2 separate regions of the Homo sapiens genome follow, and region 2 is linked to region 1. Evidence: chromatin loops called from intact Hi-C (ENCODE). Cell type or tissue: gastrocnemius medialis. All regions are shown on one strand. Each heading gives the region's core, and the rest is flanking DNA. Links, peaks and the distances in the headings are about the cores only.

The links. A loop is a pair of places that touch in the nucleus more often than their neighbours do. Peaks named below come from ENCODE experiments on the same cell type or tissue, not always from the same donor. Only the 100,000 strongest peaks of a DNase experiment are listed, where the experiment ranks them.
Region 2: a loop joins it to region 1, with 2.5 times the contacts of the local background. A loop is called at or near these places in 1 of 110 quality-filtered maps.

What each region holds. Positions count from the first base shown.
Region 1 is chr17:81,995,881-82,008,956 of GRCh38, reverse strand. It overlaps ASPSCR1 (ASPSCR1 tether for SLC2A4, UBX domain containing), which reads right to left. Exons shown (of 16, transcript NM_024083.4): 6 at 12,892-12,965; 7 at 12,111-12,537. Among named protein-coding and RNA genes, the nearest start is that of CENPX, 20 kb to the left of the region's middle. RefSeq lists enhancers at 309-809, 2,939-3,445, 4,235-4,756, 4,757-5,278, 5,279-5,800 and 1 more. In gastrocnemius medialis, for the core only: no CTCF peak of the experiment used is centred there; DNase peaks (open chromatin) are centred at 5,086, 5,402 and 7,436; H3K4me3 peaks cover 477 bases; H3K27ac peaks cover 550 bases.
Region 2 is chr17:82,066,091-82,081,840 of GRCh38, reverse strand. FASN (fatty acid synthase) reads left to right here. Exons shown (of 43, transcript NM_004104.5): 37 at 1-240; 38 at 489-677; 39 at 919-1,149; 40 at 1,251-1,471; 41 at 1,603-1,701; 42 at 2,233-2,484; 43 at 2,561-3,503. The coding sequence ends at 2,698. Among named protein-coding and RNA genes, the nearest start is that of DUS1L, 8.2 kb to the right of the region's middle. RefSeq lists silencers at 482-682, 2,242-2,442 and an enhancer at 1-824. In gastrocnemius medialis, for the core only: no CTCF peak of the experiment used is centred there; no DNase peak of the experiment used is centred there.

The sequences.
Region 1 (13,076 bases), core at 411-8,410:
GTGGTCACACAGACTTGGGAGCTGGGCCCACTCCCTCCCTGGCCCCGGCCAGCGCAGGGCCAAGGCCAGGTCCTGGGGGCAGGGCTGGGCACAGCAGCTGGGGGACCCCACCCCACTCAGAGCCTGTCCAGGGCTGGAGACCCCCCTCTCCCAGTCAGTGCACCAGACCTGATGCTGAGCCCCTGCTCCCCAGCAGGGCACATGGCCCCTGGAGTCTGGCTCAGGCCACGTCAGGGTCTCCATGGGGGGGAGGGGTGGCGACAGCCGCCAAATTAGAGCGTCGGCAAAAACCCCAGTCCAGCTGCCCCCGCTGCCCTCTTGGCCACAGCTCCATGGCCAGGCTGAATCCATGCACGCCTGCCCCCAGGGAACAAGCCGGCCCCTCCCTCTGCCCACCCTGGGATGCGGGAGGGACAGCGTCACCCCTAATTGGCATCAACAGCAATGAAATTGACAAAGCCGGGCCGTGCAGCTCGCGGAGCCCTGGGCAGTGATTTCAATGCATTCAGCACAGTGCTGGGGTACGTGGGACACCTCAGCACTGCGCCGACCCACACTCGGCCCCGTCCCCCCTCACACAGAACAGCCGAGAGCTGTCGGGAGTTGGGGTGGCCTGGAGCCGGCTCTGGGCTCCCACTCCTACCTCACACTCTCGACACCTGGGGATGGCTTGGCAGTCCCTGCGAACAACCCTCCTGGTCCCGTCCCGTCTACCCTGCAGTCTCCCACCCAGCCACGGGCTGCTGCCTCCTGCCCTACACAGCATTCCAGCACCCCCACCATGCCCACACTGGGTGACAGCCAGGGTGCGCCTGCCAGAGGTACGCCTGTCCCAGGTGTCTCCAGGGCTGCCCTCCGGACACACCTGAGACCTCGACTGCTGTGGGCGACAGGGCCCTGCAGCCACCCAGCATGTGGCTCTGTTATGACTTGTCACGGGAGTCTGGCGGGAGCTGCACTGACCTCAGCAGCGTCATGGCAGGGCAGCCAGTGAGGGCTGACCACGGCTCGGCAGTGGGGCCCACAGGTGGCTGACCAAGGCCCCTGGGGGCTGCCCTTCCAAAGCCACAACCATCCTGCAGCCACTGAGAGCAGCCTGCGCCAGAGCTTTTTATAACAAGATGCCAGGCGCCAGGCGGCCCCCCACAGCCCCAGCGCCTGCATTCCAGAGGGCCGCGAGCACGCCTGGGTTCCCGGGGGAGAGACCCTGGGCCAGGAGCCGCCATGTCCATGAGCGGCCAGGCCAGCCTGTGGCAGGTTGGCATCCTCTGCAGCCTGGTCCAGAGCCTCCCTGGAGGAGCCCCCAGAAGCCACACTGTCTTCCCAGGCGGGCAGAGTACCCCTGATGGGCTCGTACTGAGCCTGACCACCAGACGGGGCCCCAGGACATGCCGTGCTCAGGCGGCCACGTCCAGGGCACAGCCTGGTGGTCACTGGGGGAAATGTGGGCTGCTGCCACGTCCGCATACTGGACAGTGCCAAGGACCCCCAGGCCCACAGCCCACACCAGGGTGCCTCCAGGATGGGGGCCATAGGGGACAGGACCATCAGCATCACGCTGCTAGGGGGCTGTTGACTTCATTTGGAAAACAAAACTGAAAAAATCTCTAATTCCTGTGGATCCACCCTAGATTCCTACCCGTCATCCCAAGGGCCTGGCTCAGGAAGCCTCTGTCTGTCAGACAGACCCAGGGTCCCACACGGGGCCGTGGTAGCAGGGGAGAGCGGCCTCTACGGAAACCTCCCACACCCGCCCTTCACCTGGGCAGAGCAGCCCCGATCCGGAGCAGCCTCGCTGGAGCCTGGGGTCAGGCTGGATAAGCGGCTACCAGAAGGGCCCAGGCCACCTGAGTCACCCCGAGAACATATGGCGTCTGCAGTAGGGCTGCTGGGAAATGTCACTTGGCCACCAAATGACAGAGGGAGATGCCAGGGGACCCTGTGTGTGGAGAAACTTCAAACACCCATCAGCTCAGCTCCGAGCCTTCCCCAGGAGAGACTTTCTGTCCCACAGAGAAGAGGGGCCAGGAAGGGGGAGCCACAGCGGCAGGGCCTGGGGTCTCAGGGCTGCCCCAGCCACACCCAGCCCTGTTGACTGGTGAGCTCTGCCCAGCAGTCTGGCCCGCATTTGTGGCATCAGCGCCGCTCCCGCGCCAGGTGGATTCACAGAGATGCCTTTGGATGGAAAACAGAGGTTGAGGGATGAGACACTGTGAGGGAAAAAAGCGACAGCGAGGGCCCTGCAGGGCAGTCAAGGCCTGGCCCCTGGGGGAATTCCCGTCCCCCCTCCCCAGCCTCCTCGCCGGTGCCAGGAGAAAAGAAACGGGCTGCCTGTGCAGGCCAAAAATGACGTCAACCGGGGGTGAGGCGTCCTGGAGCCTCCAACACAGGGAGGAGGAGCAGGAGGCAAGGAGAGAGACAAGCACCCTCCTTTCTCTTTCCCCTCAATTTCTTATTTTGAAATATTTCAGCCCACAGAAAGATGGGCAGACACAACAGTGAACACCCCTCATGCAGATGTGATCATTCGGCTGCATTCACTTTCCTTCCGCTCTGGGGCAAACATGCATGCACATATGTGCACACACAGACATGCATATACACACACACCTGCATGCACCCAAGCACACGTGCACCCGCAAGGACACACACACACCCCCAAACACGCACGTGCACCCGCAAGGACACGCACACGCCCCCCAAGCATGCACATGCACCCGCAAGGACACACACACACACACACACCTGTGCACATGCAAGGACGCACACACACACACCCGTGCACACACGTGCACCCACAAGGACATGCACACACACCCCAAGCACGCATGTGTACCCGCAAGGACACACACACGCCCCCAAGCACACACGTGCACACGCAAGGACACGCACACGCAAGGACATGCACACAACACCCAAGCATGGACATGCACACAAAAGAAAACCACAGACTGTGCCCCAGGAGCACAGCAGCATCTGCTGAGAGAAGGACTCTTGTCCCAGCTGCCAGCATCACACCAGGGCCCACCGCATGGGGGAGGTGGCTCTCACACACCCACACTGGAAATGTCCCTGCTGTCCCCAAGTACCCGGACGGTTTTCCCACACACACGGTCACGCTGGGGCTGGAGCTGTGCCTCCGCCCCTTCCCACATCCCGACAGGGGCTGTGTCAGCAGGACGCCTCCGTCCGCCGTGGTCTGGCCCCCAATTCTCTGTGCTGAGTGAGGTTCGGGTTGAAGGTTTCAGGGAGGAGGCAACTGGATGCCATACCACTGTCCCTACAAACATCCCCACCTGGAAAGCTCCCAAGCAGACGGAGGGCCAGCGGGGAATGAGGCCCAAACCTCAGCAGTGCAGGGGGCCCCAACCTGGGTCTCAGCCTTGGTGGGGTCCCCCAGGTGTGTGGCCGCCAGGTGTCCCTGGGGGCCTTGCCACGCCTCAGGAAGCTGCTGGGGTCAGTCTCACTCAGCCAACGGGGTGGCTGAGAGCCAGGAGGAGCCTTCCAGAAGCCTGCGTGGGGCTTCCTGTCTCAGATGAGGCCTCTCACGAGACCTGCCGACCCACGGGGCACACAGGCGCTGCAGCAGGAGGAACTGAACCGCAGGGCAGCAAGAGCCGGGGGACCACTGCCCCGCAGGCCTCCGAGACCAAACCCCAGGGCCCAACTGATGCCCACTTCACGCGGCCTCATGTTTCCGCCACCCCGGCGCCCCACCCTGCCACTGAGCAGAGGCCGTGTTCTGCTCTGCCCAGCGGGCCAGGACTGCCCCAGAAGAACCAGCAATATTTCCGGAACACTCGGCACCCCCAGGCCTCCCGCTGCTCCCCAAAGCCCTTGCCACCTCGGAAGCTGCCTGCTCTGGCAGAGGCGAGAGCCCCACGGCTGCCGGGGCATCCAAATGGCAGCTGACCCTCGCCCAGCCACGGATGGCCTCCCCTGAGCCGATGCAAAGAGGCCCAGACCCCCGGCCCCGGGCAGCAGGTCGCAGGTCCATGGGAGCAGCTGGGCTCTTCCAGACAGGTTCAGGAGATGGAGCCCAGAACCTTCTCTGTGCCGCTGATGCCCCCGGACACCAGTGCCTTCACCAGGAGGAGCTCGCCATGCTGAGCCCAGCCTGGTTTCCGCCTCACTGCCTGGGCCCGGCTTCCAAAGGCCCCACACTCCCTTCTTCCCGACCCTGCCCCTCTTGCTGGGCAGAGTCAGAGGTCTCAGAGGACAGGGGTGATGCCGGGGGCACAGCAGGGTCCAGCAGCCGGCACTGCACTTTCACAGGGGCTGTGTGTGCTGAGCTCCCCAGAAGCTCAAAATGCGCCACAGGGTGGGGGTGCCTGTGGCTGCCACATGACACACAAGGAGGCAAGGAGCGTGGAGGGTCCAGCTGGCACCATGAGGGAAAGGTGTGATGGCCTCTCAGGCTCCGAGGGTGGCCGGGCAGCTGTGAAAGACCCGACTCCTCCTGCAGGTGAAGCCCCTGCATGCTTCTGCCCCTTTAGCCCCTTCCTGTCTCCTGCAAACCCAGGCCCCCGGTGGACCCCCAGGTCCCGGCCTCCAGGAGGGCCGCCAAGGACCGGACCACAATGATGCTAACCATTTATCCAGATGCCCCGAAACTGGAAGGGGGCCGGAGAAAGGCCAGAAAGGACGGGCAGGACTAAGGACAGGGACGCTGTCCGGGATGCCGGGGGCAGCCCTGCGGGCGCGCGGCCTCACAGCAGACAGTGCTGGGGCATCCCTGGGCCGCTGAGCTGGGAAACCGAGGGGAGGGAGGCTGGGGGCTGCAGGGTGAGGGCGCCAGGGGCATGCACACAGGCCGGGACACTGCCCAGAGGTCTCCTTTTCTTGACAGTAATTTTCCAGGATGTGATGACACACAGAGGAAAAATGTGAACCCATTCGGAGGTGGCCCCAACCTCAGAGTTTCCAGCGTCTCTGAGGGTTTGTGTTTTTCCCTCCCGGCCTCCCTCCCTCCCACCGTCTCGGCCCGGCCTGCCCCGCCAGGGCTCCGGTGAGAGGGAGTGTGGAGTTTCCCCTGGAGGCTCTGAGCTTCAATGAATCACTACGCCAGACACGGGCCAAACCTCCCGAGTTACTCAGCGCCCCGGCCACCCTCGGAGGCAGGCGGCGGAGCACGTGGACGCCATCAAAGGCCTGGGACGTGCACAGCAGGAGAGGCTGTGCCAGGGCGTGGGCGCGGGCTCTGTGGGGAGACCGCTGCGACCGGCGTGGACAGGCATGCACAAAGGACGCAGGCGGGACTGCCTCTGAAGACACCACAAACTCCATGCCCAAATTTTACATCCAAAGCACGGGGAACACCCTCAGCACAACATCCCTCCTGCACCAGGCAGAGGCATCAGGCCTCGAATCCCACCCAGAGGAGACGGCGCCGCCCCCAGGCTGAGCACAGCATCCGCACCGATGCTCATGGCCCGGGCCTGCCAGCGAGTGGCCACATGGCTGGGGAGAGGCCAACAAGGAAGGCCCAAAGCAGAGATGTTTCTGTTTTGAGACAGCGTCTCGCTCTGTTGCCCAGGCTGGAGTGCAGCAGTGCAATCTCAGCTCACTGCAGTCTTGATCTCTCAGGCTCAGGCAATCCTCCCGTCTCAGCCTCCCAAGTAGCTGGGGCTACAGGCACACACCATCACGCCCTACTAATTTTTAAATTTCCTTTGTAGAGATGGGGTCTCGTTATGTTGCCCAGGCTGGTCTAAAACCCCTAGGCTCAAGAGATCCTCCCAGCTCGGTCTCCCGAAGTGCTGTGATTATAGGTGCGAGCCACTGTACCCAGCCAAGAAAAGTTATTTTAGGCTGGGCACGGTGGCTCACGCCTGTAATGCCAGCTCTTTCGGAGGCCAAGGCCGGCAGACCACCTAAGGTCAGGAGTTCAAGAGCAGCCTGTCAACATGATGAAAACTCCATCTCTACTAAACGGGCACCTGTAATCCCAGCTATTCAGGAGGCTGAGACACGAAAATCGCTTGAACCCAGGAGGTGGAGGTTGCAGTGAGCAGAGATCGCACCACCACACTCCAGGCTAGGCAACATAGACAGACCCTGTCTCGAAAAAAAAAAAGTTATTTTAAAAAGATGAAAACAGGCCGGGCGCGGTGGCTCACGCCTGTAATCCTAACAATTTGGGAGGCCAAAGCAGGCAGATCACCTGAGGTCAGGAATTTGAGATCAGCCTGACAAACATGGTAAAACCCCATCTCTACTAAAAATACAAAAATTAGCCGGGCATGGTGGCAGGCGCCTCTTAGCTACTCAGGAGGCTGAGGCAGCAGAATCACTTGAACCCGGGAGGTGGAGGTTGCAGTGAGCTGAGATCATGCCACCGCACTCCAGCCTGGGCAACAGAGTGAGACTCTGTCTCAAAAAATAAAAATAAAAATAAAAATAGGCTGGGCACAGAGGCTCACACCTGTAATCCCAGCACTTTGGGAGGCCGATGCAAGTGGATCACCTGAGGTCAGGAGTGCGAGACCAGCCTGACCAACATGGCAAAACCCCTTCTCTACAAAGAACACAGAAATTACAGGTGGCAGACACCTGTAATCAATCCCAGCTACTCGGGAGGCTGAGGCAGAAAAATTACTTGAACTGGGAGGGGAAGGTTGCAGTGAGCCGAGATCGTGCCATTGTACTCCAGCCTGGGTGACAGCGCGAGACTGTCTCAAAAAAATAAATAAAATAAAATAAAATGAAAATGAAAAGATGAAAATATAAAGCATGAGGTACTCATAAGAAAAAAAAATCACTTTTTAATTTTAAAAAGAAAAATACTTTAGAAGATGAAAAGAGGCCAGGTGCAGTGGCTCACACCTGCAGTCCCAGCTACTCGGGAGGCTGAGATGGAAGGTCATGACTGCTGTGAGCCGTAATTGTGCCCCTGCACTCCTGCCTGGGCAAGAGAGCGAGACTGTGTCTCAAAAAAAAAAAAAAAAAAAAAAGGAAAAAGAAAAAAAAAAGAAAAGAAAAATAAGAACAGGATTCAGGACTGCTGCAGCCTGGGCTGACCATGAGCCCGTCTGGAGCTGGGCACGTTACGGTGTGGCAGGCGTGTGTCACTGTGGATAAAGCGCACCAACACCCCCGGACAGGCAGGAAAAGCAGTTTGGTGAGGGGGGTCATCCGCAGGGCAGAGTCTGGAGGCTGCTCCTGGGGGAGCCCGGGAAGGGCTGACGGGGCCCCTGACCTGAGTTCCTGGAACAATCCCAACCAGGGGATCTTGGGCCCAACGGGGAGGAGAGTCCAGGCCAGAAGGGGCCAGTGGGGTCTGCGCCCTGCAGCAGCCGACTCGCCCAGTACGGAGCCCCACACTCCCAGTTCTCCCCACAGCCCCAGTGGCGAGCATCCACCCCCTACCCCCCGGGGTTCCTCACCAAAACACAAGCGCCTGTCAGTCACCAGGCTTCTAAACAGCCGGGACTCAGCCAGCCACCTGCAAAGTCGCTGAGCCATCTGCCAGCCACGCTTGGTGGCCATTCCAATCAAGGCCACAGGCTGTGCCCCTAGGGACAGCCTCAGAGCCCAGGGTTGTCCTCAGACACCCATGAGGCATAGCAGGGACCTGGGCCACCCTGGCCACTGACTGTGCTGGCCGCAGGGATGGGAGTCTGCACCGCGTCGGATGTGGGGGCTCCTGTCTAGCCCGGCGTCAGGGTCCAGGGGCAGGAGCCCCTGGCCCAATACCTACTGCCCAGGGTCAACAGCACCTGCCCTGCCAGGCACACGGGGGTCCCAGGCAGGGTGTATTCACCACGCCCAGTGCATGACCCGCTCCAGGCCCAGCCTCCTCCCCGCTGGTTTACCCCCAAAACCCTGGGACAGGCTCCTCCCCGCCCCACGAGTCCCACACCGGCTGTCAGCCACAGAGGGCCGGGTGTGAGCAGGGGTGCTGAGGAAACCCCAGGCCCCGGCTCCAGGAGCAAGGTTCACCCCCGAGGCGGGAGGGGCAGGCAGGGCAGCAGCCGCCAGCCCGTGCGGGCAGACCCAGCCTTTGATCAGGAGCGGCCCTCGTGCCAGCTGCCGGGAGGCCGAGTTGTGGGGGGCGTCTGCTGGGACTGGCGTCCCAGCCCAGCACAGGGCTGCAGGGCAGCCTCCCAGCCAGTGGAGGCACTTCAAAGACAGGGCCAGGGGGCGCCGGGCAGCCCCAGCCTCTCCCAGCGCCCGGTTCTGATCGCCAGTAAAACTACCTTCTAATAATTAATGCCTGACATCAAAGGCAGGAACCGCCCGGGTCTGTGAACCACCCCGGGTCTCGGCCGAGGACCTGCCTGTATTTTATCCTGTCTCTTCCTTCTGACTCTTTATTTAAGTCCAAAAACCACACACAGGCAAAACATTAATGGGAAACTTGGAAACTCTTTTTGCTTACTAAAGTGTACCTTTGAAGTTCCCCAAAAAAGTTCTGTTTTGTTCCCTTCTCCCCTCCCCCCATCACTGAAAGGGACCCAGCAGCGGCATGTGGCCCCGGGCCCTCTGCGTGTGCGGCTGGCGGCGATGGGAGGCGCGGGGCAGGCAGGACGCCCTCCATCAATCAGCTGCCCAAGTCCCAGATCAAAGGCCCTCAGCACGCCATGCAGGCCAGGCACACGCTCCCTCCCCTGGACCCCTCCTGCCAGCCAAGACCCCACCCCAACAGCGCCTCCCGACGGGCGAGCACGGGCGGGCACTACTCTGGGCTGCGAGCCCCATGCTCCACGCCCCACGCTCTGCAGACAAGACCCGCCCTGGTCACGGAGGGAAGGGGCTGAGGCCCACGCCTCTAGAATGGGGGAACATGACAGCCACTGTGTCTCTCACACTGAGGGGTCCCCACAAGAGCAGGCCTAGAGGGGGTCAGCCCCTGCTCACCCGGAGCACACGGGTCGAGGGGCACGAGCGCTTCATGGGGACTCAGGTGTCACAGTGCAGAGTTTGGCAGAGTTCCCAGAGGGAGGATGGGGTGCCAACACCATCATAGTCCTAGAATGGACCCAACACCCTCACTCCCCACTCCCTTGTCCACTCAACAGGAACAGTCCCAGGACAGCCAGGGGGACAGAAAACAGAGGGGCTGGACCCTGACGCCGGGCTAGATGGGAGCCCCCACATCCAACACGGTGCAGACGCCCGGCCTCTGCCCTCCCAGGTGTGTGGCCGGGAGGCAAGAGGGAGGCATGAGGTTGCTTCACTCAGAAGTGGCCAGAGGAGGAGGAAGCAAACTCCTGACCTCACCTGAGTTCCGGGACACGTAGCACGAGTGCCCAGGGGACAGCCGAGGCCGGGGCCATGTGCACAGAGCCCTCCTGGCCACTTCTTGTTTTCTTTTTTTTTTTTTTTTTTGAGATGGAGTTTCACTCTGTCACCCGGGCTGGAGTGCAGTGGCACGATCTCGGCTCACTGCAACCTCCGCCTCCCGGGTTCAAGAGATTCTCCTGCCTCAGTCTCCCGAGTAGCTGGGATTACAGGCACCTGCCACCACACCCAGCTAATTTTTGTATTTTTGGTAGAGACAGGGTTTTGCCATGTTGTCCAGGCTGGTCTCAAACTCCTGACCTCAGGTGATCTGCCCACCTCGGTCTCCCAAACTGCTGGGATTACAGGTGTGAGCCACCATGCCACAGGCCCAGACACAAATATTTTAAATGTCCACAGGAGATGGAGGCATGGGGGCCTTCCAGGCCCACTACGTCAGCAGGAGCTCAAGAAGCTCTGACCTGGCCCCTGGGCTGTGGCTGGCAGCTGGCAGCCTGGCCCTCAGGGGACACAGGGGCTGGGAAACAGCCTCCTCCCATCCCTGTCACCGAAAGCCGCATGACAGTCCCCCAGTCTGCCTCTTTTGGCACAAAACCCATAAATGCCACGAACACCTTAGTTCTGCAGGTGAGGAAGCTGAGGAAGTCAGGTTTCAGCAGCCCAGGTGCAGGGCTCTGATGCGGGGTCAGGACAGGGACAAAGGAAAAGTCAGCCACAGGGCCAGGGACCCCACAGACACGAGGTCCCCACGGTTGGGGGGAGGCGTGAGGGAGAGGGTCAGGCCACAGCCACACACAGGCATGCTCGGAGGTCAGCACCTGGCCGCCTGCCTGCATGCACTCCCCGCCAAGGGCCCAGTGCCCCAGTGGTGGGTGTAGTCTGCAGTGAGCAGTGGCCATAACCTTCGGAGAACTTCCAGAACCCAGAAAAGAGGGGCCACTGCCCAGCTCCCTTGTGAGCCAGGTGAAATTCGATTCCCAAACTGGATGAAGACAGAGCAAGGAAAAAAAGTCTGTCTCACTTATGAACACACATGCACAAGCCAATAAAATAAAGCATACGGTCATCTCCATTGATGCTGAAAACACTGAAACGGTTCAACACCCACTTAAGATTTTTTTAAATGTCAGAAAGTTAGGAATAGTAACTTTCTCTGCTTGATAAAGGCTTTTTATAGCACACATCATCCTTGGCAGAGAAATGACTAGTAATTCCTGTTACGATCAAGACAAGGAAGGATGTCTACTAAGATCGCCACGATCCAAAAGCACCAGAGGCCCATTCGCTGCAACACAGGAAGAAAAACGATGAGAGGACAAAGGGAAAGGTCTGCAGAGGCCCCGACAGAAACCAAGACGCCACTAGAACTAGCAAGGAGTCAGCCAGTCAAAGATGTAACAGGAAGCATGATACTATCCACAATATTATAAAAAGTAACTTTCAGGCCTGGTGAGGTGGCTCACAATTGTAATCCCAGCATTTTGGGTGGCTGAGATAAGAAGATCGCTTGAGCCCAGGAATTCGAGACCAGCCTGGGCAACAGAGAGAGACCTCGTCTTTATGAAAAATAAAAATAAAAATAAATTAGGCTGGGCGCGGTGGCTCAAGCCTGTAATCCCAGCACTTTGGGAGGCTGAGGCGGGCGGATCACCTGAGGTCAGGAGTTCGAGACCAGCCTGGCCAACATGGTGAAACCCCGTCTCTACTAAAAATACAAAAATTAGCTGGGCGTGGTGGCACACGCCTGTAGTCCCAGCTACTTGGGAGGCTGAGGCAGGAGAATCGCTTGAACCCGGGAGGTGGAGGTTACAGTGAGCCGAAAGTGCGCCACCACACTCCAGCCTGGGCGACAGAAGCAAAACTCCATCTCAAAAAAAAAAAAAAAGTGGGTGCCTCAGTAAAGGTGGTTTAAAACCAGAAAAAAGAGCTGGGCGCGGTGGCTCACGCCTGTAATCCCAGCACTTTGGGAGGCCGAGGTGGGTGGATCACAAGGTCAAGAGATTGAGACCATCCTGGACAACATGGTAAAACCCTGTCTCTACTAAAAATACAAAAAAATTAGCTGGGCTTGGTGGTGCGCGCTTGTAGTCCCAGCTACTCGGGAGGCTGAGGCAGGAGTAATCACTTGAACTTGGGTGGCAGAGGCTGCAGTGAGCCGAGATCGCGCCACTGTACGCCCACCTAGGGACACAGTGAGACTCTGTCTCAAAAAAAAAAAAAAAAAAACCCAGAAAAAAAAAAATCATTTGCCTGAGAAGCTAAGAACAAGCCCAGTGACCCTGCTCAGGTAGGAGGTGGGGCTTGATTCCAGACCAGATTGAAGACTGGCTGATGCGTTCACCAGCTCCCCCTTCCCTGGCCATAACCCGGAAGTTACCACCCCTTTTCTAGAGATTTCTGAATGCCCCACCCCTTAACGTGCATGTAGTTGAGTGGATGTAAATGTGACCACGGCCATGCCCTGAGCTGCTGCCCTCCATGCACCACCCCAGGGCGGCCCTGCTCTGTGCCACACATCACGGAGCCAACACGGAGCTGACACAGTTGCCGCCTTGTCATGGAGCCAACACGGCCTCATCCCGGAGCCCACACGGCCTCATCCCGGAGCGGACACGGCCTCATCCCGGAGCAGACACAGCCACCGTCTCAGTAAAGCTACTTTCTCTACCACCTGCTTACCCCTAAATTCCTTCCTGGGCGAAGTCAGAAGGCTCCTGTCCAGAGCCCCGCGTTTGGGTTCCTCTGCGCGTTTGGGTTCCTCTGCCCGCATCACGGCCACGCCACCAGGCTGACCAGCTAAAGCCACGCAGGGCTACACATCAGGAGAAAGGACACCCCCAAGTCCCAAGGCCTAGAGCCCCTTTTACCCGCTCCCGCTCCTGCTCCTGCTGGGGATCCCGCTCCCGCTCCTGCTCCTGCTCCTGCTGGGGATCCTGGCCCGACTTGGACTTCTTTGGCTTGGAGGGGCCTCCAGGGCTGGAGAGGGACTTCGGCAACTTAGCTGAAGATGATGTCAGAGGCCTCGTGGGCCCAGGAGGGCCCCCCAGTCTCTGTCCCCCACCCGAGAAAGGAACAAAGGGGGCAGCTGCGGGTGCCCTTGTGCTCTGCTTCTCCTGAGTGTGCTCGCAGCAGGGCCCTGAGGTGTCCGCGTCCTCCGGACGGCTCAAGTCGCCGCGGCTGAGCTCCCCAGATTCCAAGGGAAGTGGAGCGCTGGCGGCTGCCTGGCCAGCCGACGCTGACGAGCCCAGGCTTCCTGGGGTCTTGCCCACGGGGTCGTAGCACTTCATGACAAACCTGAGTGGGGCCAGAGGACAAGGGAAGCACCTTGTGGTGCCTACCCCCGGCTCACCCTCTCCCGGCCCAGGCTCACCCTCTCCCGCCCCCGGCTCACCCTCTCCCGCCCCCGGTTCACCCTCTCCTGCCCCATGCGCCCTCCCAAGATCCACCGCCCCTCTGGGGGACACAGAGATGAGGTCGGGGCAGCCCAGCCCCCACGCCCACAGGCAGGCAGAGGCCACCAGGCGCTCTCCATGATGAGGGCCTGGGTACACCTACTCCCCACTTGCCACGTGTCCTTTCTCCTTTCCTTTGAGACCACTTTTTTTTTTAGCTAAATAGACTCCTCGGCCCCAGCAGCACTGCCCTTACCTGATGGTGGCGCTGCCCCCGGTCAGGCCCAGCGACTGCAGCGTCGTGCCCCGCAGGGCAGCTTCACCCGTCACCTGCAGGAGGAGCAGCCAGGACAGGTGCGCCTTGCACCGGGACCCCAGAGCCCAGGGAAGCCCTCCGGGCACCGGCACCACCAGGACCACAGGCCACGTGCCCTCTCTGGC
Region 2 (15,750 bases), core at 3,006-11,005, 70 kb before region 1:
TGGCCGTGCAGTGGGGCGCCATCGGCGACGTGGGCATTTTGGTGGAGACGATGAGCACCAACGACACGATCGTCAGTGGCACGCTGCCCCAGCGCATGGCGTCCTGCCTGGAGGTGCTGGACCTCTTCCTGAACCAGCCCCACATGGTCCTGAGCAGCTTTGTGCTGGCTGAGAAGGCTGCGGCCTATAGGGACAGGGACAGCCAGCGGGACCTGGTGGAGGCCGTGGCACACATCCTGGGTGAGCACTCCCAGTAGGAGCCGCGCCAGGTGTTTCCCCTGCTGGCATCAGGGTCTTGGGACATAGCAGTCGTGCCCCTGTGCGCCTCAGTTTCCCCATCTGCAGAGCCAGGGTGCGGGCGCAGGTGTCACTGTGGTGGTGGTGCTTTGGGAGATGCACAGCCCACGCACCCCTGGGTGTCAGCCCTGCCGCATACAGGCCGTCCCCATGCCCCCTCTGGAGTTGCCGACCCGGCGCATCCCTTCCAGGCATCCGCGACTTGGCTGCTGTCAACCTGGACAGCTCACTGGCGGACCTGGGCCTGGACTCGCTCATGAGCGTGGAGGTGCGCCAGACGCTGGAGCGTGAGCTCAACCTGGTGCTGTCCGTGCGCGAGGTGCGGCAACTCACGCTCCGGAAACTGCAGGAGCTGTCCTCAAAGGCGGATGAGGCCAGCGGTGCGTGTGGGTGGCCAGGCGGGAGTGGGGTCCCCGGGCCTCCCCAGCCCTTCCTCCTTGTTGTCTGGACCGTGTCCCGGCAGGCATACCGCCCTTCGTCACGGGTGCCATTCTGAGCGTTCCCACCCCGACTCCCACCTGACGTAGCACCGTGGGGACCTGCGTGCGTGTCTGTGTGTCCTTGCGTGGGTGCCAGGGCTCTGCACCCAGACCAGCCTGGCATCTGCCCCTGTCTTCACAGAGCTGGCATGCCCCACGCCCAAGGAGGATGGTCTGGCCCAGCAGCAGACTCAGCTGAACCTGCGCTCCCTGCTGGTGAACCCGGAGGGCCCCACCCTGATGCGGCTCAACTCCGTGCAGAGCTCGGAGCGGCCCCTGTTCCTGGTGCACCCAATCGAGGGCTCCACCACCGTGTTCCACAGCCTGGCCTCCCGGCTCAGCATCCCCACCTATGGCCTGCAGTGCACCCGAGGTACTCCCGGGCCCTCCTCTGGAAGCGGTGGTCAGTGCTGGCCATCACGGGGCCCGTGGCTGCCGCCTGCACATGCTGAGTGCCCGGCACTGCCATTGCAGCTGCGCCCCTTGACAGCATCCACAGCCTGGCTGCCTACTACATCGACTGCATCAGGCAGGTGCAGCCCGAGGGCCCCTACCGCGTGGCCGGCTACTCCTACGGGGCCTGCGTGGCCTTTGAAATGTGCTCCCAGCTGCAGGCCCAGCAGAGCCCAGCCCCCACCCACAACAGCCTCTTCCTGTTCGACGGCTCGCCCACCTACGTACTGGCCTACACCCAGGTGAGAGCCAGGCTGGTCCTAGAGGCCTACGGCAAACGTCTGGGCTCCCCACCTGTGCCCTGGCTTTGGGGGACCGTCGCTTAGGAGGCCCCGCCCCTTCCATCTGCTCAGCAGTCCCTCCTTCCTCTCAGAGCTACCGGGCAAAGCTGACCCCAGGCTGTGAGGCTGAGGCTGAGACGGAGGCCATATGCTTCTTCGTGCAGCAGTTCACGGACATGGAGCACAACAGGGTGGGTCCTGGACACCCCTGAGGCCGCAGGACCCAGAGTACTGGGCAGGAACGGAAGGGGGAAGGGAAGGATGGGATGGGACGCGAAGAGCGTTAAAGGCCCCCCAACTTCACCCCTTTAATAGCCGATCCCGGCCGGATGCGGTTGCTCATGCCTGTAATCCCGGCACTTTGGGAGGCTAAGGCGGGCAGATTACCTGAGGTCGGGAGTTCGAGACCAGCCTGACCAACGTGGAGAAACCCCTTCTCTACTAAAAATACAAAAATTAGCCAGGCATGGTGGCACTCACCTATAGTCCCACCTACTCGGGAGGAGAATCGCTTGAACCGGGTAGGTGGAGGTTGCGGAGGGAGGAGAATCGCTTGAACCGGGTAGGTGGAGGTTGCGGTGAGCTGAGATCGCCCCACTCCATCTAGCCTGGGTAACAAAAATGAAACTCGTCTCAAAAAAAAAAAGCCCACCCGCAGTGTAGCACAGGGCAGGCCGGTGCTGTGGGTGCTGCCAGCACCTGCTCAGAGCCCGACCCCACAGGTGCTGGAGGCGCTGCTGCCGCTGAAGGGCCTAGAGGAGCGTGTGGCAGCCGCCGTGGACCTGATCATCAAGAGCCACCAGGGCCTGGACCGCCAGGAGCTGAGCTTTGCGGCCCGGTCCTTCTACTACAAGCTGCGTGCCGCTGAGCAGTACACACCCAAGGCCAAGTACCATGGCAACGTGATGCTACTGCGCGCCAAGACGGGTGGCGCCTACGGCGAGGACCTGGGCGCGGACTACAACCTCTCCCAGGTGCGCAAGGGGCCTGACGGGAACGGGGACAGGGACAGGAGTGGGGTGGGACGGCAGCTGATCGCATCCCCTGCAGGTATGCGACGGGAAAGTATCCGTCCACGTCATCGAGGGTGACCACCGCACGCTGCTGGAGGGCAGCGGCCTGGAGTCCATCATCAGCATCATCCACAGCTCCCTGGCTGAGCCACGCGTGAGCGTGCGGGAGGGCTAGGCCCGTGCCCCCGCCTGCCACCGGAGGTCACTCCACCATCCCCACCCCACCCCACCCCACCCCCGCCATGCAACGGGATTGAAGGGTCCTGCCGGTGGGACCCTGTCCGGCCCAGTGCCACTGCCCCCCGAGGCTGCTAGATGTAGGTGTTAGGCATGTCCCACCCACCCGCCGCCTCCCACGGCACCTCGGGGACACCAGAGCTGCCGACTTGGAGACTCCTGGTCTGTGAAGAGCCGGTGGTGCCCGTGCCCGCAGGAACTGGGCTGGGCCTCGTGCGCCCGTGGGGTCTGCGCTTGGTCTTTCTGTGCTTGGATTTGCATATTTATTGCATTGCTGGTAGAGACCCCCAGGCCTGTCCACCCTGCCAAGACTCCTCAGGCAGCGTGTGGGTCCCGCACTCTGCCCCCATTTCCCCGATGTCCCCTGCGGGCGCGGGCAGCCACCCAAGCCTGCTGGCTGCGGCCCCCTCTCGGCCAGGCATTGGCTCAGCCCGCTGAGTGGGGGGTCGTGGGCCAGTCCCCGAGGAGCTGGGCCCCTGCACAGGCACACAGGGCCCGGCCACACCCAGCGGCCCCCCGCACAGCCACCCGTGGGGTGCTGCCCTTATGCCCGGCGCCGGGCACCAACTCCATGTTTGGTGTTTGTCTGTGTTTGTTTTTCAAGAAATGATTCAAATTGCTGCTTGGATTTTGAAATTTACTGTAACTGTCAGTGTACACGTCTGGACCCCGTTTCATTTTTACACCAATTTGGTAAAAATGCTGCTCTCAGCCTCCCACAATTAAACCGCATGTGATCTCCACCACCGTCCTTTCTTCCCTCCTCCCTGACCTGGCAGCTGCAAGCTCTCCAGCTCCACCCCACCCAGTCACGGGGCCGTGAAGGGGATGCCCTCTGTCCTCTGGTCCCCAGTTCCCACACACCCCTAGGCCATGTCCCAGAGCCGGGGCTGGGCCGGGGAGTGAGGAAGGAGCCCGCGTGGCAGCCCCGGGCTTCCCGGGAAAGCGCTGGGACTGGCGGGGGGGGGGGTACCGAGGCTCTGGCCAAGAAACACCACCAGTGAGAAACGTGTAGGAGGTACAGACACTGGGAAGTTGGCTTCAGCTGAGGAGAGGCCCCTCGTGGAGAATAGTATTTGCTTGAAGTCAGTGGATTGCAGGCATTCGCCCTGCCAAAGATGCCGTCACAGCCTCACCAAGACGGTGTCAATAGCGCCACTGGCTGGCCAGGTTGACCCAGAAGACTTGGGTTTAGGCAAAGGAGTGGAGGCTGGGAGGGAGCAAGGGACAGGGAGCCCTGGGCACCTGGACCCCCGGCATCGAGGGGTGGGGTGGACACAGCCTCCAGGACCCATAAGGGCAGCACCCCACGGGTGGCTGTGCGGGGGGCCGCTGGGTGGACATGAGCTTGGGGTAGAGGCATGGGCAGGAGCGAGAGCCAGGATTGGATTTCGGGAATGGGCAAAGCAGGCCAGCCCGGGGTTCCGGAAGGCACAGCATGCCCACAGAAGAGGCCCTTTCAGTGTGAGTGCCAAGGCACAGAGGTGGGTGGGGGGCTGGGAGAGCCCCTGCTGGAGAGGCAGGGGAGGGGTGGGCGCAGGGGCCATCTCCCAGGGCAGGGTAGTGGGCCAGGACTACAGTGAACACCACGGGCCCTGCTGGGGGGGTGGGCCTGGTGCAGCGGCTGCAGGTGGGCAGTGTCCAGGCGTGAGTGTGGACAGCAGGCGGGCATCGGAGCGAGGCTCAGCCACACCCCTCCTGCGGTCCCCCAACACTAGGCAGCTGCTCCCTTCAGCCGTGGTCCCCTCTGGCCTCTCTCCACCCCTCCTCCGGCCACTCCCACCCCAGCCGTGCACACAGGCTCAGGGCCACCAGGGAGGACAGAGGCTCACAGGCCTATCTGGGGGTGGCCTCAGAACTAAACTGCTTTAGCTCCACAGCCTCAGGCCCTGCAGGGCAAGGCGGGTAGTGCCCAGCACATGGGCTCTTGTCACCCCTCCTGCTTCTCCCGGCTCTCCGGTACCGGAATGTGGTGTCCAGGGGTCTCTGAAGTTCCTGGCTCAGCTGCTGCCAGGGGAGGAGGCGCTCTGATGGGCCTGAGGTGCATCCAAGTTGCAAATGAGCTTCAGGGAGACCTAAGAGAAACCACGTATCTTTGTTATGAAGATACAGTTACCTTAAGTCACACAATTATCTTCACTTCAGTTATTTTTTCTTTCGAATTAAAATGAAAATTAATGTAACGAATTGGAGTTCTGATCCAGAGAGTAGCGAGGCCTGGATTCACCCTCCCACCGGAAACAGCTGAAAATCCAGGCAAAGGACAGGAGGTGCTGGCTGTGGGGATACCAGGCCTCCGCCAAAGAAGGACGGTGACCCCTGGGTGGGAACAAGGTGCCAGGAGCCCTAGGGTAACCTCAGCCTTCTGCCTGGCAGCTTCCAGGCCGGGCACAGTGAGAGGTGGAGTCCAGCAGACCCCCCGAGTTGAGGAAGTGGAGCTGAGAGTCCGGGGGGAAAATGAGGCTGAGGATTGCAGGACAGAGCACCCGGGGGGAGCTGGCAGACAGTGGCGGGGTGCAGGGGCTGTCCCGGGACCGCCAGGCAGGAGGCTACGGGGGCTCTCCTGTGAGCACCAGGCCAAGCACCTTCAATGCGTGCGAGCAGGAAACCAGCAGGAGGATTAGACGGAACAGTGCCAGATACTGCACAGGTCTGGAAACCAGTGCCTGTTCCTACCAACCAGACTAGAAAACCTCAGAATTCGTGAGACATTGAATACTCAGATGGGTGTGTCTCAAGGCCCAAGATCTATTAGCTGGTTACTAGTTAGCGCTGGTACACCTAAAACAAAACAAAAATCTTACAAACAAGACCCCAAAGCATAAATTTTTTTTTTCTTTTGAGACGGAATCTTGCTCTGTCTCCCAGGCTGGAGTTCGGTGGCGCAATCTCAGCTCACTGTAACCTCCACCTCCCAGGTTCAAGCCATTCTCCTGCCTCAGCCTCCCGAGTAGCTACGATTATAGGCACGCGTCACCACGCCCGGCTAATTTTCGCATTTTTAGTAGAGATGGGGTTTCACCATGTTGGCCAGGCTGGTCTCAAACTCCTGACCTCAGGTGATCTGCCCACCTTGGTCTCCCAAAGTGCTGGGATTAAAGGTGTGAGCCACTGTGCCTGGCCTCAAATTGTTTCCAAGTAAACTTACTCCATCCCAGAACAAAGCCCAAAAATATTTAGGTAAAATTCACAATCCCTGGGGCAACTAGTGAAAAATTAGCAGCCAAAGAAGCAGGAAAACAAGACCCACAGGGAGAGAAAATCAATCAAAACCGACCCTGGCCGGACACTGATGTTGGAATCAGCAGCCAAAGACATTAAAGTACTTATTATAGGCCGGGCGCGGTGGCTCACGCCTGTAATGCCAGCACTTCGGCAGGCCGAGGCGGGCGGATCACGAGGTCAGGAGATCGAGACCATCCTGGCTAACACAGTGAAACCCGGTCTCTACTAAAAATACAAAAAATTAGCCGGGCGTGGTGGCCGGTGCCTGTAGACCCAGCTGCTCGGGAGGCTGAGGCAGGAGAATGGCGTGAACCCGGGAGGTGGAGCTTGCAGTGAGCCAAGATCGCACCACTGCACTCCAGCCTGGGCGACAGAGCGAGACTCCGTCTCAAAAAAAAAAAAAAAGAGAGACCAGGTGTCTGAAACCAGCCTGGGCAAAACGGCAAGACCTCATCTCTACAAAAAGTAATGGGCCGGGGGTGGTGGTTCATGCCTGTAATCCCAGCACTTTGGGAGGCCGAGGTGGGTGGATCACCTGAGGTCAGGAGTCCAAGACCAGCCTGGCGAACATGGTGAAACCCCGTCTCTACAAAATACAAAAATTAGTCGGGCATGGTGGCGGGTACCTATAATCCCAGCTACTCAAGAGGCTGAGGTGGGAGAATTGCTTGAACCTGTAAGGCGAAGGTTGCAGTGAGCCGAGATCACACCATTGCACTCCAGCCTGGGCGACAAAGGGAGACTCCATCTCAAAAAAAAAAAGAATTAAGAAATAAAATATAAAAATAACAAACAAAAAATAAGGAGAGGCCAGCACGGTGGCTCACGCCTGTTATCCCAGCACTTTGGGAGGCTGAGGTGGGTGGATCATGAGGTCAGGAGTTCCAGACCAGCCTGACCAACATGGTGAAATCCCATCTCTATTAAAAATACAAAAATTAGCCAGGCGTGGTGGCGGGCACCTGTAATCCCAGCCACTCAGGAGGCTGAGGCAGGAGAATCACTTGAACCCAAGAGGTGGAGCTTCCAGTGAGCCGAGATTGCACCACTGCACTCCAGCCTGGGCAACAGAGCAAGACTCCATCTCAAAAAGAAAACAAACAAACAAAAAAGATAAGGAGAAATAAGAGTATGTATGTGTGTGTGTCCTTATTTTTGCAGAAAGAAACACAGGAAGGATAAGTCCAGTGTGAGTGGAAAGGAGTCGAAGAAATAGTAGTAAAAGGGACCTTTCTCTGATATGCCTTTCAATACAGTTTTGATGTTTTGGAAAGTCAAAACTAACCCTAACCCTCAGCTTATATATGTGAAAAAAAATTAAATCTACAAACGGGGACAAAACTAAAGTTGAGGATAAACAGAAACAAATGAACCAAACTGCACATTAAACTGATGTGGTAACCACACGGAAGAGAAAACCTGAACCACCTTCCGTGGGCATGTTCTAAAGATAGAAAGAATTCCAAAAACATCTAGTTTTTTTTTTGTTGTTTTTTTTTTTCGAGACAGAGTCTCGCTGTCACCTAGGCTGGAGTGCACTGGTGCCATTTTGGCTCACTGCAAACCTTGACTCCCGGGTTCAAGCAATTCTTGTGCCTCAGCCTCCTGAGTAGCTGGGATTACAGGTGCCTGCCACCATGCCCAGCTAATTTTTGTATTTTTAGTAGAGATGGGGTTTCACCATGTTAGTCAGGCTGGTCTCGAACTCCTGACCTCAGGTGATCTGCCCACCTTGGCCTCCCAAAGTGCTGGGATTACAGGCATGAGCCACCGCCCCCAGCCAAATCTTGATCTTTTTTAGAAGATGTATTGTAAATGGGACAGAAGAGAAATACAGAATGGGAGAAAGAGAAGATAGCGGAGGTGATGGACTGTAACTGAAGGCATCAGTCATCAGTACACGCATGCCTTTAAAACGATATACGCATGCACATGTGTGCATATCTGTATTAACGTCATTTTAAATTTGGTCTGCTAAAAAAGCCTGAAAATAACAATAGCCCCAAAGTAATGAGGACACCTGTTACTAAAATCGTGGTCTCTAAACACCACTACCACTGACAAAACCAGGGCTCCCTACAAAACATGCTTGATTCCAGGGTTGGGGGAGGGAAAGTACAGAAAACGAGGAAGCGCTCAGAAAACAAAAACAACAAAAACAGTGATGTGAACACAAGAGCCAGACTGCATGCAGGGGCTTGCACCGGCCAAATCTAGGACGATTCGAGCGTCAAAATGAATCATAGCAGTAATGAGTTAAACATACATCAAATTGGCTGGGTGCAATGGCTCACGCCTGGGAGGTCGAGGCAGGTGGATCACTTGAGCTCAAGAGTTCAAGACAAGCCTGAGCAACATGGTGAAACCCATCTCTACAAAAAATACAAAAATTAGCCAGGTGTGGTGGTGCGTGCCCGTAGTCCCAGCTACTTGGGATGCTGAGGTGGGAGGATCGCTTCAGTCCAGGAGGTAGACGTTGCAGTGAGTTAAGATCATGCCACTGCACTCCAGCCTGGGCAACAGAGCCAGACCCTGTCTCAAAAAAAAAAAACAATCAAAACATCACATCCGGCTGGGCATGGTGGCTCACGCCTGTAATCCCAACACTTTGGGAGGCCAAGGCAGGAGGACTGCTTGAGCCCAGGAGTTCCAGACCAGCCTGGGCAACATGATGAAATCCCTTCTCCACAAAAAAAAATTTAAATTAGCTGGGTATGGCGGTGCTTGCCTGTGGTCTCAGCTACCTGGGAGGCTGAGATGGGAGGATCGCTTGAGCCTGGGAGGTCAAGGCTGCGGTGAACCATGACTGCACCACTGTACAAAAAAAGTTTTGTAGGGTGGCCTTTGTAACTCTTGTAGCTGTAAAATATACGTCAACAAGGAACAAGGAAATGTATGTCACCGAGGGCTCAAGGAAACTATACTCATACATTTATTACATTTCTGCAGCTGGAAGTATGATAGAAAGAGGGAAGTGTCCGGTATGAATTGTATGATATTAATTCTAAAGACATTTGGAAAACTTAGGATATATGTTGAGTAGCCCTAGAACAACTACAAAGCAATACAATGAAGAATCACTAAGAAGCCAATAGAGGATATAAAATAGAACACTAAAACAATACTATTTGGCCGGGCGTGGTGGCTCACGCCAGTAATCCCAGCACTTTGGGAGGCCGAGGCGGGTGGATCACGAAGTCAGGAGATCGAGACCATCCTAAAGAACACGGTGAAACCCTGTCTCTACTAAAAATACAAAAAAAAAAAAAATTAGCCAGGCGTGGTGGCAGGCGCCTGTAGTCCCAGCTACTCGGGAGGCTGAGGCAGGAGAATGGCGTGAACCTGGGAGGAGGAGCTTGCAGTGAGCTGAGATCGCGCCACTGCACTCCAATCTGGGAGACAGAGTGAGACTCCATCTCAAAAAAAAAAAAATCCAAGAAAACAGTAAGAATTAAAAAGCAGGTGTAATTATATTGTTAATGGAAAAAGCAGACTTCATGATAAAGAGAGGGTCTTGGAAGCTTGGCCAGTTCCGAGGGTCAACCCAGCCTGGCTGTGGCCCCCCAGCCCATCACCTCCATCGCCTGGAGGGGTGAGAAGGCAAAATCCAAAGGCAGGTGTCCCATCATGGGGAAGGAAGGCACCCCAAGCCAGGGGCCTGGTGACGTTTCCCATCTTTGTAATTCTATTATTCCGAGAGCATTATATAAATTGAATCATATATACCTCTTGAGATTGGCCTTTCTGTTTCACTCAGCATAACTTTGAGAACCATCCATGTTTTTTTATGTATCCATAGTTTGTGCAAATAGGGACATTTCTGCCCTTTCTTTCTTTCTTTTTTTTTTTTTTTTTTTTTTTTTTGAGACAGAGTCTCACTCTGTCGCCCAGGCTGGAGTGCAGTGGTGCGACGTCGGCTCACTGCAACCTCCTCCTCCTGCCATTGCACTCCAGCTTGGGCAGTAAGAGCGTAAGAGCAAAACTCCATCTCAGGAAAAAAAAAAAAAAAAAAAAAGCATAAATTATTGATTTGAGATCTTTTTTCTTTTCTAACATGGGTGTTGATAGTTAAAACTTTCCTTTGTTTTTTCGAGATGGAGTCTCGCTCTGTCGCCCAGTCTGGAAAGCAGTGGCATGATCTCAGCTCACTGCAGCCTCCATCTCCTGGGTTCAAGTGATTCTCCTGCCTCGGCCTCCCTAGTAGCTGGGATTACAGGCACCCGCCACCACACCCGGCTAATTTTTGTATTTTTAGTAGAGACGGGGTTTCACCATGTTGGCCAGGCTGGTCTCAAATTCCTGACCTCAGGTGATTCACCTGCCTCAGCCTCCCAAAGTGCTGGGATTACAGACATGAGCCACTGCACCCAGCCAAAATTTTCCTTTTAGGAACTGCTTTATTGCATCCCACATATTTTGAAATGTGTTTTCATTTGCATTAACTTCAAAATATTTTTAAATTTTCCTTTTGGTTTCTTCTTTGACCCATGGGTTACTCAGAAGTGTGTTATTAATTTTCAAGTATTTGTGCATACCTCAAATTTCTATTTTTGTTTGTTTCTTATTTATTTATTTAGACATGGTCTCATTCTGTTGCCCAGGCTGGAGTGCAGTGGTGCAATCTCAGCTCACTGCAACCCCTGCCTCCTGGGCTCAAAACATCCTCCCATCTCAGCCTCCCAAGTAGCTGTGATTCAAGCACATGCCAACACACTCAACTAATTTTTAACTTTTTTTTTGTAGAGCTGAGGTCTCACTCTATTGCCCAGGCTGATCTCAAACTCCTGGACTCAAGCAATCCTCCCACCTCAGTCTCCCAAACTGCTGGGATTATAGGCATGAGCCAGTGTGTGTGGCCTGATTTCTAATTTAATTCCACTGTGGCTAGAGAATAGCTTTCCAATTATTTTAATTTTAATTTTTTTTTGAGATGAAGTCTCACTCTGTTGCCCAGGCTGGAGGGAAAATGTTTTATTGTGTCTTCTTTAATGGCCTAGTATATGGTGTAGCCATGGGTGAAGTGTTCCATAAATGTCTGTCAAGTCAGATTGATTGATAGTGTTTCTCAAATCTCCTACATCTTTGCCAGTTTCTTGTCTAGTTGTCCTATTTCATTATTGAGAGTAAGGTACTGAAATCTTCAACTATTATTGTTAAATTGTCTATTTCTCCCTTCTTTTTTTTCACTCTTTTCATTATTAATTTGGGGGCTCTATTGTTTGGTGCTTATGTGTTTCTAATTGTTACATCTTACTAATGAATGGACATGTTTATCATCATAAAATATCGGTATGGGCTGGGTGCAGTGGCTTACACCTGTAATCCCAGCACTTTGGGAGGTAAAGGTAGGAGGATGGCTTGAGCCCAGGAGTTTGAGACCACTCTGGGTGACAAAGTGAGACCCTCATTTCTACAAAAAACAAAAAAATTAGCTGGACATGGTGATGTGTATCTATGGTCCCAGCTACTTGACAGGCTGAGGCAGGAGGACTGCTTGAATGCAGGAAGTTGATGCTACAGTGAAGCCATGTTCACATCACTGCACTCTAGCCTAGGTGACAGAGCGAGACCCTGCCTCAAAAAAAAAAAAAAGAAAGAAAGAAAGAAAGAAAGAAAGAAAGAAAGAAAGAAAAAGAGTCTGTATGTGTCTCTAGTGATATATTTTATCTTCATATCTATTTTGTCTGACATTAGTATAACCATTCCCGTTCTCTTTTTTTTTTGAGACGGAGTCTCGCTCTGTCGCCCAGGCTGGAGTGCAGTGGCACGATCTTGGCTTACTTCACTACAAGCTCCGCCTCCCGGGTTCACGCCATTCTCCTGCCTCAGCCTCCCCGAGTAGCCGGGACTACAGGCGCCCACCACCACGCCCAGCTAATTTTTTGTATTTTTAGTAGAGACGGGGTTTCACCGTGTTAGCCAGGATGGTCTCGATCTCCTGACCTCATGATCCGCCAGCCTCAGCCTCCCAAAGTGCTGTGATTACAGGCATGAGCCCCTGCGCCCAGCCTCCAGTTCTCTTTTGGGTGCCGTTTATATGGTATATCTTTTCTCGTATTTTCACTTTCAACCGGTTTGTGTCTTTGAGTCTAAAGTGTGTAGATTGTGGCCAGGTGAGGTAGCTCACACCTGTAATCCCAGCACTTTGGGAGGCCAAGGCGGGCAGAAAACCTGAGGTCAGGAGTTCGACATCAGCCTGGCCAACATGGTGAAACCCCATCTCTACTAAAAAGACAAAAATTAGCCAGACATAGTGGTGGGTGCCTGTAATCCCAGCTACTTGGGAGGCTGAGGCAGGAGGATCTCTTGAACCCAGGAGTTGGAGGTTGTAGTGAGCCAAGACTGCGCCATTGCACTCCAGCCTGGGCAACAAGAGGGAAACTCCATCTCAAAAAGATAAATAAAATAAAAAAATAAGGTATATTGAATGTAAAGAGCATATAGTTGGATCTTGTTTATTTCTTAACCCACTCCGAAAATCTTGGCCTTTTACTTGGAGTGTTCATTACCGTTTAATGGTATTATTGATACAGTTAGATTTACATATGCCACTAGTTTTTTTTCTTTGTTTAGTTTTTGTTTTGTTTTGTTTGAGGCAGAGTCTTGCTCTGTCACCCTGACTGGAGTGTAGTGGTGCTATCTCAGCTCACTGCAACCTCCCCCTCCTGGGTTCAAGCGATTCTCCTGCCTCAGCCTCCCCAGTAGCTGGGGTTACAGGCTCACGCCACCACATCCGGCTAATTTTTGTACTTTTAGTAGAGATGGGGTTTCTACTAAATTAGCCCTATGCCTGGCTAATTTCTGTATTTTTACAAAAATTATGTATTTCGTATGTATTTTTTTATTTCTCTGTTCTGCTATTGCCTTTGTTGTGTTAAATGGATATTTTCCACTGTACCATTTTAATTTCTTTTATATATAATATAATGTATTTTCTTTTTTTTTTTTTTTTTTGAGACAGAGTCTCGCTCTGTCATCCAGGCTGGAGTGCAGTGGCGCAGTCTCCGCTCACTGCAAGCTCAGCCTCCCAGGTTCCCGCCATTCTCCTGCCTCCGCCTCTCAAGTAGCTGGGACTACAGGGGACCGCCACCACGCCTGGCTAATTGTTTTGTATTTTTAGTAGAGACGGCGTTTCATCATGTTAGCCAAGATGGTCTTGATCTCCTGACCTCATGATCCGCCCGTCTCGGCCTCCCAAAGTGCTGGGATTACAGGCGTGAGCCACCGTGCCTGGCCTATATAATGTATTTATTTTCTTATGATTACTATGGGGATTTCAACAAGCATCGTAATTTATCACAATCTTCTTCAGATTAATACTTAATTCCAGTAAAACACAGAAACTTTGCTCCAATATAATTCCCTTCCCTCTTCCTTTTTGCTGCATTTTTCATATAATTATATGTCTCTATATATTATAACCTCTTTATAGTTACAAGTTATACACCATAAGTTATATTTTTATTATTTATTTATTTATGTTGAGACGGAGTCTCGCTCTGTCGCCCAGGCTGGAGTGCAGTGGTGCCATCTCGGCTCACTGCAAGCTCCGCCTCCTGGGTTCATGCCATTCTCCTGCCTCAGCCTCCCGAGTAGCTGGGACTATAGGCGCCCGCCACCATGCCCGGCTAATTTTTTTCGTATTTTTAGTGGAGACGGGGTTTCACCATGTTAGCCAGGATGGTCCCGATCTCCTGACCTCATGATCCGCCCGTCTCGGCCTCCCAAAGTGCTGAGATTACAGGCATGAGCCGCCGCGCCCGGCTAAAAGGCAAAAGATTCATATGATCTGGGCTGGGCGTGGTGGCTCATGCCTGTAATCCCAGCATTTTAGGAGGTCGAGATGGGCAGATCATGAGGTCAGGAGATCGAAACCATCCTGGCTAATGGTGAAACCCCATCTCTACTAAAAATACAAAAAATTAGCCGGGTGTGGTGGCGGGCACCTGTAGTCCCAGCTACTCGGGAGGCTGAGGCAGGAGAATCGCTTGAACCTGGGAGGTGGAGCTTGCAGTGAGCAGAGATCGTGCCACCGCCCTCCAGCCTGGGTGACAGAGCGAGACTCTGTCTTAAAAAAAAAATCTTTTACCTTTTACAATTACTGGTTCGATACTGTGCTTAAATATTCTGAACCAGTAGGGCCTCCAGCCTCTGCTGATGGCGCTGTGTGTGGGTTGTGGCTGCATTTGGAATTCAGGTAGTTTTTACAATTTGGACTTGGCTTTTACTTTTTGCTTGTACAAAGCCTCACGTTCAGCCAGGGCGGTGGACAGCTGGGGCCCTCGCCTGTCTTTCCTTAGTGTGCACCCAACCTTGCAGTCCACCAGGGACATCTGGCCACCTCTGAAGACCACCAAGGCTGTTCTATCTGTGAATGCAGAAAATCTGAGACAGGTCTCAGTTAATTTAGAAGGTTTATTTTGCCAAGGTTGAGGACATGCCCATGGCACAGCCTCAGGAGGTCCTGACAACATGTGCCTGAGGTGGTTGGGGCACAGCTTGGTTTTATACATTTTAGGGAGACATGAGACATCAATCAATATATGTAAGATGAACATAGCGGCTAGCTGCGGTGGCTCACGCCTGTAATCCCAGCACTTTGGGAGGCCAGCGGATCACCTGATGTCAGGAGTTCGAGACCAGCCTGGCCAACATGGTGAAACCCCCATCTCTACTAAAAATACTAAAATTAGCTGGGTGTGTTGGTGGGTGCCTGTAATCCCAGTTATTTGGGAAGCTGAGGGAGGAGAATCGCTTGAACCTGGGAGATGGAGGTTGCAGTGAGCCGAGATCACGCCACCGCACTCCAGCCTGGGTCAGAAAGCGACTCCGTCTCAAAAAAAAAAATTGGTTCAGTCTGGAAAGGCGGGACAATTTAAAGCAAAAGCCATCGGGGAGGGAGCTTCCTGGTCACAGATAGGTGATACACAAACGGTTACATTGTTTTGAGTTTCTGATTAGCCTTTTTTTTTTTTCTTTTCCTTTTTGATCAGTCTTGCTCTGTCGCCAGGCTGGAGTACAATGGCTTGATCTCGGCTCACTGCAACCTCCGCCTCCCAGGTTCAAGCGATTCTCCTGCCTCAGCCTCCCGAGTAGCTGGGACTACAGGGGCGCACCACCACACCTGGCTAATTTTGTATTTTCAGTAGAGACAGGGTTTCACCGTGTTGGCCAGGCTGGTCTCGAACTCCTGGTCTCAATGTGCGCCACCGCGCCCAGCCTTCTGATGAGCCTTTTCAAAGGAGTCAGTCAGATATCCATCTATCTCAGCGAGCAGAGGGTGACTCTGAATAGAGCGGGAGGCAGGTTTGCCCTGAGCAGCTTCCAGCCTGAGTTTTCCTTAGTGATTCCGGGGGCCCAAGAGATTTCACATGTTTTAGGTACTGAATGTCCTGGTTCAACTTCGGGCTTCGCTCTCAGATATGGAAAGCTCTGACAAAGCTGCTTTTTACATCTGTTGGGTCTCAAATGCCTTCAGTTTAAAATAACCTTCACATCCACTCTGGGGTTCCCAGTGGGTCCCCACAGCTCGAAATAACCCAAGGAGGGTCCACGGCGGGTAGGAAAGTCGATCGAAGGCTGGCGGCTGCGGAAACCCAGGGCGGGCAAGGAAGGTCCCTGGAGGGTGATTTTCCGCAACGCAGCGGCGGAAAGTGAGTGGCTTTCAGAGGCGGCAGGTGAGTGGGTTCGAGGCAGGGCTCTGGGGCCGCTTTAGGATATAACGGGATGAAGCCCCCAATGCGAACTTGGGGGCTGGGCAGCGCA